2 separate regions of the Homo sapiens genome follow, and region 2 is linked to region 1. A link is a loop called in an ENCODE intact Hi-C map of the cell type or tissue named here. Cell type or tissue: chondrocyte. All regions are shown on one strand.

Region 1 (8,000 bases):
TGAGTGCCTATTTACAAGTGCCTGTTTCTACTTGAATAAGGTTTCTATAAACTAAGAAGTGTTCCTTAGGGACACAAGTAACTGGCACTCCTGTTGGAAAATGCTAAGATCTAGGTCACGCGCACTTCCCCCAACAGACACATACACACATTCACACACACACACACACACACACACACACACACACATACAGCTTGTCTGCACTCTAGCACTGGCACTGACGCTAACGCTATAATCCTGGGCAACTTTATTTCCCCATCTTACATTAAGCAGTGGTGCAGGGATTTTCAACTCTGGGATCTCTATCACACCTCCCAGCTCTGATTGCTTCCTAATTTACATATTTATTGAGCATCTGATGCTAGGTCCTCATGCTGGTGATGCAGGAGTAAACTAGACAGACAAAAGTCCGTGCCCCACATTGTCTGACACCTACACACCTGCTGTTCGGACTCCATTACAAACAGCTCCAAGGGGAACAGTGCACTTGTAAAGTTTCTCTCATTACCATGGCCACATCCGTGAGCAATAAATAAGTTGCATAGTTGAATTATTTGATAATGCTTTGTTTTTAACTCCCTGCACTTAAGTCAGAGATGTGTGTGCTTTGGAAAACTATTTTTCCTGACTCATTAGACAAATACTATTTGCATTTTTATTCAGCTTCCTTCCTCAGACTCTAATTTACAGTAAAGGCAAGAGGATTTTTGAATGGAGCCAGTGCTTTGCAATGTGGGGCTCCACCAGCTAGCCGACTGAAATCATTAATAAAGAAGCCTTTTTAAGTGGCTGAAGTTTCCCCTTTTTGGCATGCAACATTTTGCAACCAAGCGGAAGAAACATCATCCGCAAAGAAGAATCCATGTGGCCCCTGAAAATCACTCTCTCTGCTACAGGCTCCCCACTCCCCAGTGCTCCCCTTAGCCCTGCCACTATCTCTCCTCCAGATGGAAAAAGTGAGGAACTCAGGGAACCAAAAGTCTTGCTTCTTTACTAATTTCCCTGTCTGACATTAAATCATCCTACAGTTCAGATATCTGGGGGAAGTGACTAGAGATTCTTGAACTGTTAATAATTAATTTAAATGATATTTGTTAAGAACCTACGACATGGAAGATACTGTACCAGGTGCTGGGGTCCAGCATGGGCAAAGGCCTCAAGGTGGAATGGAGCTATGGTGTGTTCTGGAAGCAGAGAGTGGGGCTGAGGGTGACATGAGGTGAGGAGACAGGAGAGGGCCTGGCAGGGTGGGACCTTCTGGTGAGAGCTGGCTGCTGTGTGAGGAGCTGAGGCCCTGGCTTGATTCTGGGGTTACTTCTTTGACCTTCAGCTTTTTGTCATGGGCAGACAGAATGGGGATGAAAAAAAGCTTAGGAAATGGAAACCTCCCTATGCATTATATAATAAAAATGGCCAACACATTTTCATAGCAAGATATCACAGCAGAAGCTTGTACTGGGCATCAGGACTGTAGGCATCCAATGCCCAGAAACTGGCATGTGCCCTGGGACATCCCCTGAGAAGGCATGCCACGAGCCCTCAGACTGACACAGCTCTTTACAAGTTGCTTACAGAGCACTCTTGGTTTATTAATTCATACAAGTCTCATGACAATGTCAGAAGCAGCTGTCTTACTAATCCCCTTTGACAGAAGAGGCCCAGAGAGGTCAAGGGACTTGCTCAAGGCCACACAGCTAGAAAGAGGCAGAGCCAGGCCTTTGGCCCTGGTGTTCTGACACCACCTGGGGCTCCTTCTGTTATTCCATGCTACCTCTTCTTTCTCTTCCGTATTCCCTTCTCGTTCCCTTCCTTCTTGTGTCTTGCTTCTTATCTGCCTGTACTTATTCCTGTTGGTGCCTCCCAGCTCAGCCAGCATAGCTCTGTCTTCAAATACCCCATGCTTCATTCTGGGGTCCCATACACAGTCTGACAATCATCTGAGGGGGCTGTGGGAGGACATAGAAAAAATACAGCTTTACATAGAAAAAAATGCAAATTGTAGCCAGGCGCAGTGGCTCATGCCTGTAACCCCAGCACTTTGGGAGGCCGAGGCAGGTGGATCACCTGAGGTCAGGAGTCTGAGACCAGCCTGGCCAATGTAGTAAAACTCCTTCTCTACTAAAAATATAAAAATTAGCCAGGCGTGATGTCATGTGCCTGTAGTCCCAGCTACTCGGGAGGCTGAGGCAGGAGAACCTCTTGAATCCAGGAGGCGCAGGTTGCAGTGAGCAGAGATAGTGCCACTGCACTCCAGCCTGGGTGACAGAGTGAGACTCTGTCTCAAAAAAATAAAATAAAATAAAAAATGCAGACTGTGATTCAGCAGGTCTGGGTTGAAGCCCAGAACTCTCTGATAAATTCAATGGCACTTAACTACTTGGAGGTCATGGATGCCTTTGCTAATCTAATAGAAGCTACTGACCCTCTCTCCAGAAAAATGCACAAAAACATAAATGTGGAAGACAACTCCTGATGGATCTGGGAGCCTATCCAAGGGCCACAGACAAGAGTCCTGGTCTGGACAAAATGAGCTGCTCAGTATTTTCCCACCTGGCCAGCATTTCCTATCCAAAGACAAATGTTAAAGTTGTTCTAGCAGAGCCATGCACCAGCAGCAGTATCATCACCTGGGAACCGGTTAGCAATGCAGAACCGCAGGCCCACCCCAAACCTACAGTCAGAATCTCTACTTTAGCAAGATCCTAAGGAGATGGGTAAGCACATTACAATTTGCAACCTTTGTAAGTTTGCCCAAAATGTGACCCCTCCTTCACCCACCGATCGCCAAGGTTCAAAAATCTGCCCAACCCTTGAGCCCATCTTAAATGTACCATCACGAGCCTTCCCTGGGCCCCTCAGCTGGGACTCTCACCGCTCTGTATCTTTCTGGTTAATGCAATTATTCTGTTCCCTTAGATGACCCCAGCACAGGTGCTAAAGGAGTCAACAAAAGGCTATTGTCAAAAAAGTGTTTCTGTCTCCACTCCATCTGATCTCTGTTTCCCTAAGACCTGCCCATCCCCCTCTCCCAGTTCGGCACCTTGACCCCCTCATCACACTGCTCAGGCCACCTTGTACAATGCAAGCCCCAAATGAGGAAAGCATTTTCTCCCCCAATGTGTAACACGAAAGTGCTGTAGAGTGGCTCACGCTGCCTTTAGCCTAAGAATTTATTTAACTCTTACCCCCAACCCACATCAGTCTCCTCCCTCTAGGGCTCAGGTGCTAATCTGTGAGGGCTGGCTCAGAAGACAATCTAAAGAACAAGCCTCTTGCTTCCTCAGGCATCACTACTCCTCACCACCATCACCCCCACCCACCAACTCAGGCCACTACTCTTTCTGTTCTCATATGCTATGCCCATCGCCACCCCTATTCCCATGCTCAGGAGTATTCTTGGCTACTGCATGCAATTAGACCTGGGGCAGATCCAATCCAGAAAGCAAGAAATCTTAGATGCTGGAAGCTTGGGGTAAGTACTGATCAGATTTATTCCTAAATTCAGTCCTACTTTCCATGGATTCTTACTTTAGCATCTCTTCTGAAAAGGAAGCATCATGTCTAATTCACTTCTCCCTCCCTGTGCAGTCCTCTACCTGGTGCTCTGCACAGGGTATGTGCTAATTGTATGAATGTTATAATAAAGAGATAGTGCAGTAGATGACAAAGGGCACTACATTGAGAGCCCAGAAATAAGCAAACCAGCACAAATGTAGCCATTCGTCTTCTATCTCACCTTGAGCCTGTCACTAACCTGTTCATGGCCTCAGTCTCCCCATCAGAGAAACAGGTAGATGGTCTCTAAGGTCTCGTTCATTTTCTGACATTCTGTGAAAAATTAAGGAAAGATTTTCATCCTTGACAGGAAAGGGATTGCAGAGTAGCGGCCCTGGGAAAATGGGCTCTATTCTACCTGGAGCTAGCCTGGAGGAGAGGCCTTGAGTGGGGGTTGTCTAGAAAGGACATGGTGAGTGCAGAGCTACGGTGCATCTCTCTTGAAGGCTGAGTGAAGGGAGCACCAGCAAGGGAGCCTGCACTAGGTGGGGAGGGACAAGTGAACCGCAGAAGTTGGTGGGAGCCCAGGCAGTGGCTTCAGATCTTTCCAGAGAGCTCACTTTTACTTCCTCTTTTTTTCACCCCTGACACTGAGTGGGAGTCTGCAGCGATGACCAAGGTTCATGCAGAGGATCTTAGTGGTGGGGTCAGACCCCGGGAGGAATGAAGAAAGCATTATTCACCAAGAGGAGCTTTTCCATTCTTTATCTATGAGTTGATAGAGAGGAGGCCCCGGGGTAACTGAGGATTCTGGACAGCATCAGAGCATTGACCCTCATTTTCCCCATAGCCCCTCTGGGGGCCTTTCCCTTGTGTGTCCCCAAGCGAGAGTCCAACCCAGGTTTGTGCCAGAGCCTAACCCAGGCTTGTGCCGAGATGTTCCCAGCACAGCCCCATGTGAGAGCTCCCTGGCTCCGGGCCCAGTATCTGGAATGCAGGCTCCAGCCAAATGCATTCTCTTCTACGGGATCTGGGAACTTCCAAAGCTGCCTCCTCAGAGTGGGAATTTCCACTCACTTCTCTCACGCCAGCACTGACCTCCCAGCGGGGGAGGGCATCTTTTCTTGACAGAGCAGAAGTGGGAGGCAGACAGCTATCACTTTCCAGAAGACTTTCTTTTCTGATTCATACCCTTCACCTTCCCTGTGTTTACTGTCTGATATATGCAAAGGCCAAGTCACTTTCCAGAGATGACAACTCCTTCCTGAAGTAGAGACATGCTTCCAACACTCAGAAGCCTATGTGAACACTCAGCCAGCAAAGCTGGGAAGTTTTTCTCTGTGACCATGGGCTAATTGGTCTCCTTCTCTGGATTGTGGCTTTATCAGATAAAAACAAGTGGTCATGCCACAGGATGTCTATAAGCCCATTGATTCTGGGATTCTATGAGTGATGCTGATATGACTAAGCCAGGAGAGACTTATTTAAAGATCTCAGCATCTTTCAGCTTGTTAACCTAGAGAAAACCCGAAGCATGACTGGATTATAAAGGGAAATTGAATGCGGTCCACCAAGTTCATGGTAAAGGATGCACTAACTGATTAGAGAGAGGTTTCCCCTGATATGAGGAAAACTTCTTGGAAGATGAGGTGAGATGGCCTAGGAAGAAATTCCTACACAAAGTTGCACAGTCTCTAGTCCTGGAAACATTTTATTCATTGGATAAGAATGGATTGAGGCATGAGCAGAGGACTGAGACAAACACAGAGAAGTTTCAACACTGGTTGGGGAGAAAAGGAGTAACTAGTGAGATTCAGGCAGAACAAGAATAAGGCTCCTCAAGAGGCACAAGCAAAGCAGGGCTCGAGTTGATTTGTTCTCTCTTCATCCTGCTTTTTGTAATTCCACCAGAGTCTGAAATGGCCACTCCATAGAGTCTCTGCTCTGGGATTCTCCAGGAAACCAATATCCATCATGAGACATCAAGTCTAGTCCCAGGAAGAAGAGATTCTGGAATGGAAACATCCTGGGTGGGAGTCTCAGCACATCTACTATTCTGTCTGAGTTACTGGACAAATAACTTCAGTTTTAACCTAACGAAAGCTGGGTTGGTTGGAGGACTGGGCAGGCAGCGCTGGAAAGTATGTCAGCACCATACCTGACTCCCTGAATGCACTCAACAATGCCATTACTGACCACTTACTAGAAATAAAACAGTCATTTGTTGAATACAACCCGTTTCTTTTTACAAGTGTAGTGAAAAGTGTTTTCTTTCAAGAAACCCCATGCATTTATAGACATTGCCTCAGTGACCCTTTATGAAAGAAGTCACTAGTCTTTGTATGCCCATTGGGCAAGGGCACCGCAAGGCTCAGAAGGAGGAGGCAGTGGGCTAGGAGAATCGAGAGATCAGAATTTTAAACTCAGCCCAGCCATTAACATGCCTCAAGTACTCCTATCATATTTGTAAGAGACAACAGTTCACTGAAATGAATTCTAAGGTCTTTGGGTTTTTATCAGTGTGCTTCTGTAGTTTCTGAGGAAATCTAAGGCACAACTGAGGAATGAAGTCAGGCTTTCCAATTCCCGAAATACTCCTCCACTGCTTACTCATGTCCCTTGGAAATTAAGAAGGAAGCCAGGAGAATAGCTGCCATAACCAGGGATGAACTTCTTGTCCACTGCTGCCTGCTATGCTAGCAACAGCCTCCTAACTCATAATGACTTAGCCATGAGGAATGTTTCTAGATTCTCCTTTAGCTGTCTGCCCATTTGGAAGATGCTGAGGACAGAGAGAGGACCCAAGCAGGCAACTAGTTGGAGGACTTGTACACGTTTCCTTCCAGCAGTATGTCAGAGAGGTGGCAGCCCACTGGGGACAGGGCTGCCTGGGTTCTGTGCTCGAGGGGACCTTGAGCAGGCTATTTAACCCTTCTGTGCCTCAGTTGCCTGATCTATAACATGAAAATTAGCAATCCCTACTAGATAAAGTTGGGGAATTTACAGAGTTAATATTTGTAAAGGTCTGAGAATATTCCTGGCAGAGTAAGCACTCTGTGAGTATGACACTGGCATTTCTTCTGCAGCACTACATGCTGTCTATGCCTTTGTCCAAGTCTGAAACCCTAGAACTCTTAGAATTCAGTTCAATGTTTACACAATCCTACAGTTCTGCTAGGCTTCTATGATGCTACTATTCTGCATTTGAATGAGCAAATGGATTTAATGCATTGTCAGGGAGCCGGCCAAAGCTTGAGAGCTCCTTCCTGGCTGGGAGGCCCCTTGGAATGTGGCCTGAAGGTAAGCTGGCAGCGAGCCTGACATGCTTTCATCTAGTTTCCTCGCTTCCTTCCTTTTCTGCAGTTTTCGCTTCAGAGAAAGCAGAATCCTTAAAAATAACCCTCTTAGTTCACATCTGTGGTCAGTCTGGGCTTAATGGCACCCCATCCTCCCCATTTGCTCATTTGGTCTCAGCAGTGAATGGAAAAAGTGTCTCGTCCTGACCCCCTGCTTCCCTTTCCTACTTCCTGGAAATCCACAGGATGCTGCATTTGCTCAGCAGATTTAACAGCCCACTTATCACTCATGGAAGATCCCTCCTCCTGCTTGACTCCGCCCTCTCTCCCTCTGCCCGCTTTCAATAAGAGGCAGAGACAGCAGCCAGAGGAACCGAGAGGCTGAGACTAACCCAGAAACATCCAATTCTCAAACTGAAGCTCGCACTCTCGCCTCCAGCATGAAAGTCTCTGCCGCCCTTCTGTGCCTGCTGCTCATAGCAGCCACCTTCATTCCCCAAGGGCTCGCTCAGCCAGGTAAGGCCCCCTCTTCTTCTCCTTGAACCACATTGTCTTCTCTCTGAGTTATCATGGACCATCCAAGCAGACGTGGTACCCACAGTCTTGCTTTAACGCTACTTTTCCAAGATAAGGTGACTCAGAAAAGGACAAGGGGTGAGCCCAACCACACAGCTGCTGCTCGGCAGAGCCTGAACTAGAATTCCAGCTGTGAACCCCAAATCCAGCTCCTTCCAGGATTCCAGCTCTGGGAACACACTCAGCGCAGTTACTCCCCCAGCTGCTTCCAGCAGAGTTTGGGGATCAGGGTAATCAAAGAGAGGGTGGGTGTGTAGGCTGTTTCCAGACACGCTGGAGACCCAGAATCTGGTCTGTGCTTCATTCACCTTAGCTTCCAGAGACGGTGACTCTGCAGAGGTAATGAGTATCAGGGAAACTCATGACCAGGCATAGCCTATTCAGAGTCTAAAAGGAGGCTCATAGTGGGGCTCCCCAGCTGATCTTCCCTGGTGCTGATCATCTGGATTATTGGTCCGTCTTAATGACACTTGTAGGCATTATCTAGCTTTAACAGCTCCTCCTTCTCTCTGTCCATTATCAATGTTATATACCCATTTTACAGCATAGGAAACTGAGTCATTGGGTCAAAGATCACATTCTAGCTCTGAGGTATAGGCAGAAGCACTGGGATTTAATGAGCTCTTTGTCTTC
Region 2 (8,000 bases), 1.3 Mb after region 1:
AAATATCCTAAATATCCAACTTTTAAAATACCTTTTTTATCCTTAAAAGCTGATAAACAATAGATGTCACTTAACAAATGTCTCACAGTATATGGAAGGAGCTTTTTTCCCCCCCAGAGTGTTTCTAAGCATTTCTATCAAGAGCAAGTCTGCATTTCTTATCGTTTGCAAACTGATGAAATTTCCACCTTACAGACAGGCAGGTAAATGCTTTCTTTTCTAAAAAGAAGTCTTGCTACCACCTCACTGTTCACTTTATTTTTTATGCGGTCTAACCTGGGTTTTTCGTAAGAGCTCCTTTATTTCTTATATTTTAAGGAAAGGGATAGGCAAAAACTTGTGTACTCATTATTCTGTTTAATCTCTACACTGGCCCTCATATCCCCTGCCAGTCCTGATCCTTCTACTTTAAGCAGCTTGGTCAACTGTAAGTAGGGTTCTAGAGAGCAGGCTAAAAGGTTAGGATCAAATGGGCATATCCTTTTAAAGAAATCCATATAATCATTTAAAGTTCATATAGTTATGAATTGAGGCTGAGAAGTGTCAACTCAATACCATGCTGAAACCAGCTCTGTGACATTACAGCGCAATACTTTTGTTGTGAGGATAAGACATGATTCCCTTTCAGTTCTCAGGGGAGTAGAGTTTAATCAGATGTTGTACTTCTGTTGGATAACCTGTGATGGGACAAGCTTGGTGACTCCTCACATAATGAAACACACAGCGGTAACAAAACACATAGCCAGAGGTGGCAAGAACAGTATCATTCACCCGGGTTTTACGACACAGTGGGCACACAGTCTTCATTTTGGGTAAGAGGGGAGAATCAGAGTTATAGTCTAGGTGTACAGGTGGTGGTGGAGTAGGCAGGGCAGTCAATGACTTGATGGTTTCTTGATTTTCAGATGAGTACCACCAGTCAAGGAACTGCAAGAAGAATACACCCACAGAAAGGCCAGTAGACAGGGATAAGGCAACACCCCCAACAGCTTTCTTCAGAGCTGAGTTTATCTTCTCACTAACACTGTTGGGAGAAAAGAACAAGGAGGCAAAGAGAGAAACTTTATTTAGGTATCATTACAAAGTGACTAATATAAATGCAATTCTTACATTTTTCATCAGAATCACTGGGGGACTGAATGGTTGGTAGACTGGTACTATCTCCTTAAGGATCTATTCTAAGTGATTCTAACTTACAATATTTTAGGAGCATAGGAGCTAAGCTTTGTTTTTAGTAACATGATTAGGGTTTGGTTTTGTGTTTTGAAAGATAAATCAGAGAATTTGATTATATAGACCTCCCTTTTTTTAGTGGAAGATAGTGATCCAGAAAAAAAAAAAAAAACCCAATTCACTTAATAAAAAACTTAGCAGTATTGAGGAATGTATATATTTGAACTTGTAGGAGAACACAAATATGAACTAGAAGGAGCACAGCATCATGATTAAGAGCACAGTCTTAGGCTGGGTGCAGTGGCTCACAGAGCACAGTCTTTAGAATTGTATTGGTTTGGTTTGAATCCCAGCTCTGCCACCTTCTATGTACCTACGTGACTTTGGCAAGGTACTTAACTGCTTGGGTTTAGTTTCCTCAACTGTGAGCTAATACATTTACTTCATTGGGTTGTGTTGAGGATTGAGATAATGTACGTAAAGCAAGCACCTAGCACAGGGCCTGGGACATAGCAAGTATGCACTAAAGTATACCTAGAATGATGAAGGTTACCAGGATGACAGTCCTTGTTTTATGGACACAAGGAATAGCTTTTCTATGACTCTATGAAATGCCACAAAGTTAACAGGGAGGTGAATTTTACAAAACTGGGATACGATTTTCGAATTTACTAACTAAAGATCTTTTGGAAATGTTAAGGCCTTACCTCCTGGCTGGTTGCTGCATCATGCTGGCCTTAGCTGGTTTGTGCTCCAGAGCTTGTATATCCTGAACTGTCAGTCGACCTAGCTGAACTCCAGCCAGCCTCAGCAGTGGTGAGTGATGCTGAGCTTTTCCTAGGATGTATCGAAGTTGTTGTACAAGAAACCATCCTTCCCAGGCCATGTTCACAAATGGGTAGGCTGCCAGGAAAGCTCTGTAAAATCGTTTCCAGCGGGAAGAAGGGGGATGAATAGAATATTCATCCTCTTCTCTCAGGCTAGAAACCAGCTTCTCCAGCTTCACTTTCAGATAGGGAAGAAGAACCAGGAACATAATAGATTTCCAAAGCTGCTGCTTTGGGAGACCAGCACTAGCCAATCTCTGAGACTTGTGAGTGTCCCCCATTACAATTCTCTTTAAGCCGTAAAAGTTTTCAGAAAATGAGGCACTGGTTCTAGACAGATAATGTTGCTGGAGCAGAAGATCTAGCAGAGTAAAGATTTCATCAAACCACCTCCACAAGAAGCCATAGTGGGTGGGATTTGATTCTGCAAGAACCTAAAGCAAAATAAAGCAATAAGTGAAATTCATTCCATTACACAAGTTCTACACCTATTTACATTCCCCCTTTTCCTCTAAAGTCTACACAATTTGTTTTAAATAAGTCACTGTTGGACCCTGAAATGCTGGGTATTCAGTACAGGTCTCTACACATAACAGAGACTCAGTAACTCTTAAGTCATGGGATACAAGTTATTTGCAAATTGGCTATTTCAAACGCTAGGCTACCAAATAAGCACAAATTATTCGTTTGTTTTTTACCCAGTTGTCCCTAAAACCTTTCCAAGAATTAATACCTTACCTTGACCACATGCTGAAGAGCGGGTCTCACTGCTGTCATTAAACTGTCCTGTGCTACCACCTCAAAGATGGATGGCTGGTCATCGGCCACAGAAGCAGCTGTGAAGTGAGCCCCGTGCTCAGCCATAGTTTCCTGCGTGTACTGGCTTTCACTTTTCCCACAAACTCTCTCGTGAGCATGAACTTTTTCGGGAGGAAGAGTATCAGATGGGTGCTCAGTCTTAAAGGTAAACTTTCTGCATGATATCTGAAACTCGAAACTCAATCTTATGGGCAAAAATGAACTGGGAAAAAAAGACCTGGAGGCCGAGGGTAGTCTCAAGAAGGTTAAGAACAAAGTTAACTCGGACGTGGGTGGAAGTAGTATGTGGCGAGGGGGTAACTTGTCAAATGCTGCACGTCAGGGCAGAGCGTGACTGTGGGGGACAGGTATGGGGGAAGGAACGCAATCCTCTGGAGCTGCGAACCAGAAACGCCCCCTCCTCCCCAATCGTGAGAGCTCAAAAGCCAGCCGACTCTGAGGATTCAGTCGTGCCACTGTGAGCCCGGGACACAAGGGCTGACTCCAGCTGTTGGCTTTGAGTATCCCCGCCCGCGCCCGTCCTTGCTCGCTGACCCCAGGCGAGGCGCAAACAACCCACGACGCCACGTTTGAAGGGAGGTCTCCGCTTTATGACAGAAGCCGCACCCGGAAATGAAACCACCAGGACCTCTGGGATGCCTGGCGGAAGAGAGGCGCTCTAGTTCCGAATGCGGTCCGGAAACCAGAACTAGAGAACTCTATGACCCACCTGAGCTTCCGCTCCCGCCCCGCTGAAACAGAAGAGGGCCCTTGTGGGCTGGTTTTGGCTAGTTTGGTTTACTTTTCGTAGCTGGGTCTGCATGGTAGCCTCGCTGGAAAGCTACAGCTCTGAACCTCTCTCTGCGAGGTCTTTTTGACAAGCTGTTTGGGGCACCGCGCAGACGTCTGGCGCCGGGAGCCAGAGCTCGGGCCCGTTGCTGAGCCCTGTGTTCCTGCAGGCGATGAAGCTAGGGGCGGTGGGAGGAAGGGAATCTGGAGGTGGAAAGGACTTTGCTGTACGCGTGCGGCAGGGATGGTGGTTAATTTATATGTCTTAGCCTTCCAGAAATGATTTAAAGCGACATAGCAGGAGATAGGAGCCTTAGATTTATTGCCGCCAATTATAAGGAAAGATGATTGGATTGAGAAAGGTTCATGCTTGTTCCTCAGTACTTGAGACGGTTAATTTTCATCCAAGCTGGTAGTTTAACGTCTTCCAGGTTTTGGCTATATTCAAGCATAACTGCATGCACTTGCTATACTGGATGAAAATGGTCTCCATCCTTGAACACAGTTGTATATGTCACCACCAGCGATATGAATACAGTACTAACGCAGAGGGAGCTTTATGAATTGTAACTAGCATGCACTGGGGACACTTGACAGAAAGTTTCCTTTCATGCCGTTTTTATACCAAAATGAATGTGATTTACCTTAAGGTTTGTAAAGTGCTTTTATGTTATGTACAGCTTTGTCTCGCTGAAGTTGGCTGACACAGCCTTATTGAATTTGGATGAGAGTTCCACCTCTCCTCCCTTCCTCTGGGAAGTGCCACCTCTGGGCTAAATAGCTGGGAATAGAAGGTATTGTTTACTGCCCTAGAGGCCCTTATGTTATAAAAATAATTGGTTTGCATAATGAGAACCCTCAAAAACAAGGTTTGGATTTAGTTATTCCAATAGGAGAGAAAACCTTACAAATTGTCCTTAATTATAGTTATAAAAAGTGTTTTTTACTCTACCAAAAGACATTATATTGATATATGATTTTTACCTTACAGAGTTTTAAGACTAGACATAGTTTATCCATATGAAGCACCTGGATACATATTAGGTGCTTGTTTAATAGTAACTGTTATGTACAAGCTTTTCTTAAGTGAATAGCAAAAATACAAAGTTGAGAGGTAGCATCAACTAAATCAAGCAGGAAATTAAACATTTTTGTCACTTAGGGATCTTTGGTTACAAGCAACAGAAACAAACAGGCTAATTTAAACTAAAACGGAATTTATTAGAAGTGTATGGAGTAGCTCACAAAATAAGTAAAGCCAGCCCTGAAAGAACAGGAACTTAACAATACTATTGGGACTGCCTAACAGGAATTAGAAGTTCTTATCCAGGCAACGTTGTTGCAGTGAACGAGCTTCCACCAATTTCTGTTTGTGACTCTGCTCGTGATACAAATTTTGACTGACCTCTCTTGGTTCAAGTTCCCTCTCCACCCTGTCTTTCACTCTTAGCCAGGGGAAGGCAGGATGTCTTGATTGATAGTCCCATGGAAGTACTCCAAAAGTTAACTAAACGTATGGCATAAGAACGCCTATAATCCCAGCACTTTGGGAGGCCGAGGCGGGTGGATCACCTGAGGTCAAGAGGTCATGACCAGCCTGACCAACATGGAGAAACCCAGTCTGTACTAGAAATACAAAAAATTAGCTGGGTGTGGTGGCACATACCTGTAATCCCAGCTACTCGGGAGGCTGAGGCAGGAGAATCGCTTGAACCCTGGAAGCGGAGGTTGTGGTGAGCCGAGATTGCACCATTGCACTCCAGCCTGGGTAACTGAGCGAGACTCCATCTCCAGAAAAAAGAAAAGAAAAAGGAAAGGTAGGGCCTGGTATGGTGGCTCATACCTGTAATCCCAGCACTTTGGGAGGCTGAGACGGGTGGATCACGAAGTCAGGAGTTTGAGACCGGCCCAGCCGACATGGTGAAAACCCATCTCTACTAAAAATACAAAAATTAGCTTGGAATGATGGTGCATGGTGGTGGATGTCTGTTATCCCAGCTACTCTGGAGGCTGAGGCAGGAGAATCACTTGAACCCGGGAGGTGGAGGTTGCAGTGAGCCGAGGTCACACCACTGCACTCCAGCCTGGGGGACAGAGTGAGACTCTGTCTCAAAAAAAAAAAGAAAACAGAAATTTGCAACTCGAATAAGAGGTCTGGGAGGCCCAAATCTTTTAGACGTGATAATCGGAATGCCCTTCTGAGGACATAACAAAGGCCTAAATTATGAGGAGCCAGCCATATGAGGAGTTGGGGAAAAGAATATTAGGCAGAAGGAAGAGTATTGTGAAGACCCTAAGGTGGGAAAGAGCTTGGTGTGTTTGAGGGCTATTATAACTGGCAAAAGGTGAAATGATGAGGAAATGAGCAGTAACTGAAAAGCACAAAATGATGTTAGAGAGGTAGACAGGCCAAACCATGCAGGGACTCACAGGCCATGGGAACAACCCTGGATTTTAGCCCAAGTGCAATGGGAAGCCAATGAAGGATTCACACACCAGAGATGTGTGATCAGGTATATATATAAACAAATATATATATATATATATATATATATATATATATATATATATACAAATATATATATAATATATACAAATATATATAATATATATACAAATATATATAAAATATATATACAAATATATATAAAAATATATATACAAATATATAATATATACAAATATATATAATATATAATAAATAAAATATATAAATATATAATATATATTTATATATTTGTATATATTATATATTTGTATATATATTTGTGTATATATACATATATTAAAAAATATATATATATATATTTTTTTTTTTTTGAAACAGAGTTTTACTCTTGTTGCCCAGGCTGGAGTGCAATGGCATGATGACTCACTGCAACCGCCGCCTCCTGTGTTCAAGCGATTCTCCTGCCACGGCCTCCCAAGTAGCTGGGATTACAGGCGCCCGCCAACATGCCCGGCTAATTTTTGTATTTTTAGTAGAGATGGGGTTTCACCATGTTGGCCAGGCTGGTCTTGAACTCCTGGCCTTGTGATCTGCCCACCTTGGCCTCCCAAAGTGCTAGGATTACAGGCGTGAGCCACCGTGCCTGGCCAGGTTTATATTTTTTTAAAGATGTCTCTGATGGTTTTGTGGGTATGCAGTATTTATATCAAGCTTTACATTTATGATATATGCACATTTTTGTTTTTGTTTTTGTTTTCTTGAGATAGAGTCTGGCTCTGTAGCCCAGGCTGGAGTGCAGTGGCACAGTCTCGGCTCACTGCAACCTCCACCTCCCGGGTTCAAGTGATTCTCCCACCTCAGACCCCCCGGAGTAGCTGGGACTACATGCATGTGCCACCACACCCGGCTAATTTTTGTATTTTTAGTAGAGACAGGGTTTTGCCATGTTGGCCAGGCTGGTCTCAAACTCCTGGCCTCAAGTGATCCCCCTGCCTCAGCCTCCCAAAGTGCTGGGATTACGGGTGTGAGCCACCACATCAGGCCAGATATGCACATTTTTAAATGTATGTTATACATCCAAAAAAGTTAAACAACCTGGCCACTACGTGGAGAATGGTAGAGAGAAGACTTATAGCCTTCTAATAGTCTAGGCAAAAGGTGATGGTGGATTTATGAGATTGAATAGAGGGAGTTGGATGGCTTGGAGTTGTTGTTTTTTTTTTTTTTTTTTTTTTTTTTGAGACAGTCTTGCTCTGTTGCCCAGGATGGAGTGCAGTGGCGCAATCTCGGCTCACTGCAACCTCTGCCTCCCGGGTTCAAGCAGTTCTGTACCTCAGCCTCCCGAGTAGCTGAGATTACAGGCGCCCACCACAACGCCTGGCTAATTTTAGTAGAGACGGGGTTTCATCATCTTGGCCAGGCTGGTCACGAACTCCTGACTTTGTGATCCACCTGCCTTGGCCTCCCAAAGTGCTGGGATTACAGGTGTGAGCCACAGCGCCCAGCTACGGCTTTGAGATTTTAAAGGTAGAATTGACAACTGGAGATGGATTGGATGTGGCAGTTGAAGGAAAGGGAAATCAGGAATGACCCCTAGGTTTCTGGCTTGAGCAGCTCAGTGCAATTTATTAAAATAATCACAATTACAGGAAATAGTTCCATAGTCCATGCTATATGCCAGCCATAGTTCTAAGTGCTTTACATTTAATTTATTTCATTGTTCAATATTATGATTAGATGTTACTATCTTCCTCCATTTTATAGATGAGAAAACCAAAGAAAGCACATAGATGGAGGAAACTGGGGGAAGAATAGCTTTCAAACATGTTAGGCAATGAGAAGTTGATGAAAGTTTTTGAACAGCAGAGAGGTATGAATCAAAGCTCTTAAATATTTTTCTTTTTCTTTTTTTTTCCTTTTCCTTTTTTTTTTTTTTTTTTTTTTTTTTTTTTTTTTTTTTTTTG

The links. Peaks named below come from ENCODE experiments on the same cell type or tissue, not always from the same donor. Only the 100,000 strongest peaks of a DNase experiment are listed, where the experiment ranks them.
Region 2: it touches region 1 in a loop (3-fold over the local background); 2 of 110 quality-filtered maps call a loop at or near these places.

What each region holds. Positions count from the first base shown.
Region 1 is chr17:34,248,119-34,256,118 of GRCh38, forward strand. CCL2 (C-C motif chemokine ligand 2) reads left to right here and starts at 7,167. Exons shown (of 3, transcript NM_002982.4): 1 at 7,167-7,307. The coding sequence starts at 7,232. RefSeq lists enhancers at 3,746-4,945, 5,889-6,863, 6,864-7,838. In chondrocyte, no CTCF peak of the experiment used is centred here; a DNase peak (open chromatin) is centred at 4,463.
Region 2 is chr17:35,575,158-35,583,157 of GRCh38, forward strand. PEX12 (peroxisomal biogenesis factor 12) reads right to left here and starts at 3,414. Exons shown (of 3, transcript NM_000286.3): 1 at 2,739-3,414; 2 at 1,881-2,434; 3 at 1-1,024. The coding sequence starts at 2,864. The coding sequence ends at 625. RefSeq lists an enhancer at 2,678-3,493. In chondrocyte, a CTCF peak has its summit at 3,502; a DNase peak (open chromatin) is centred at 3,369.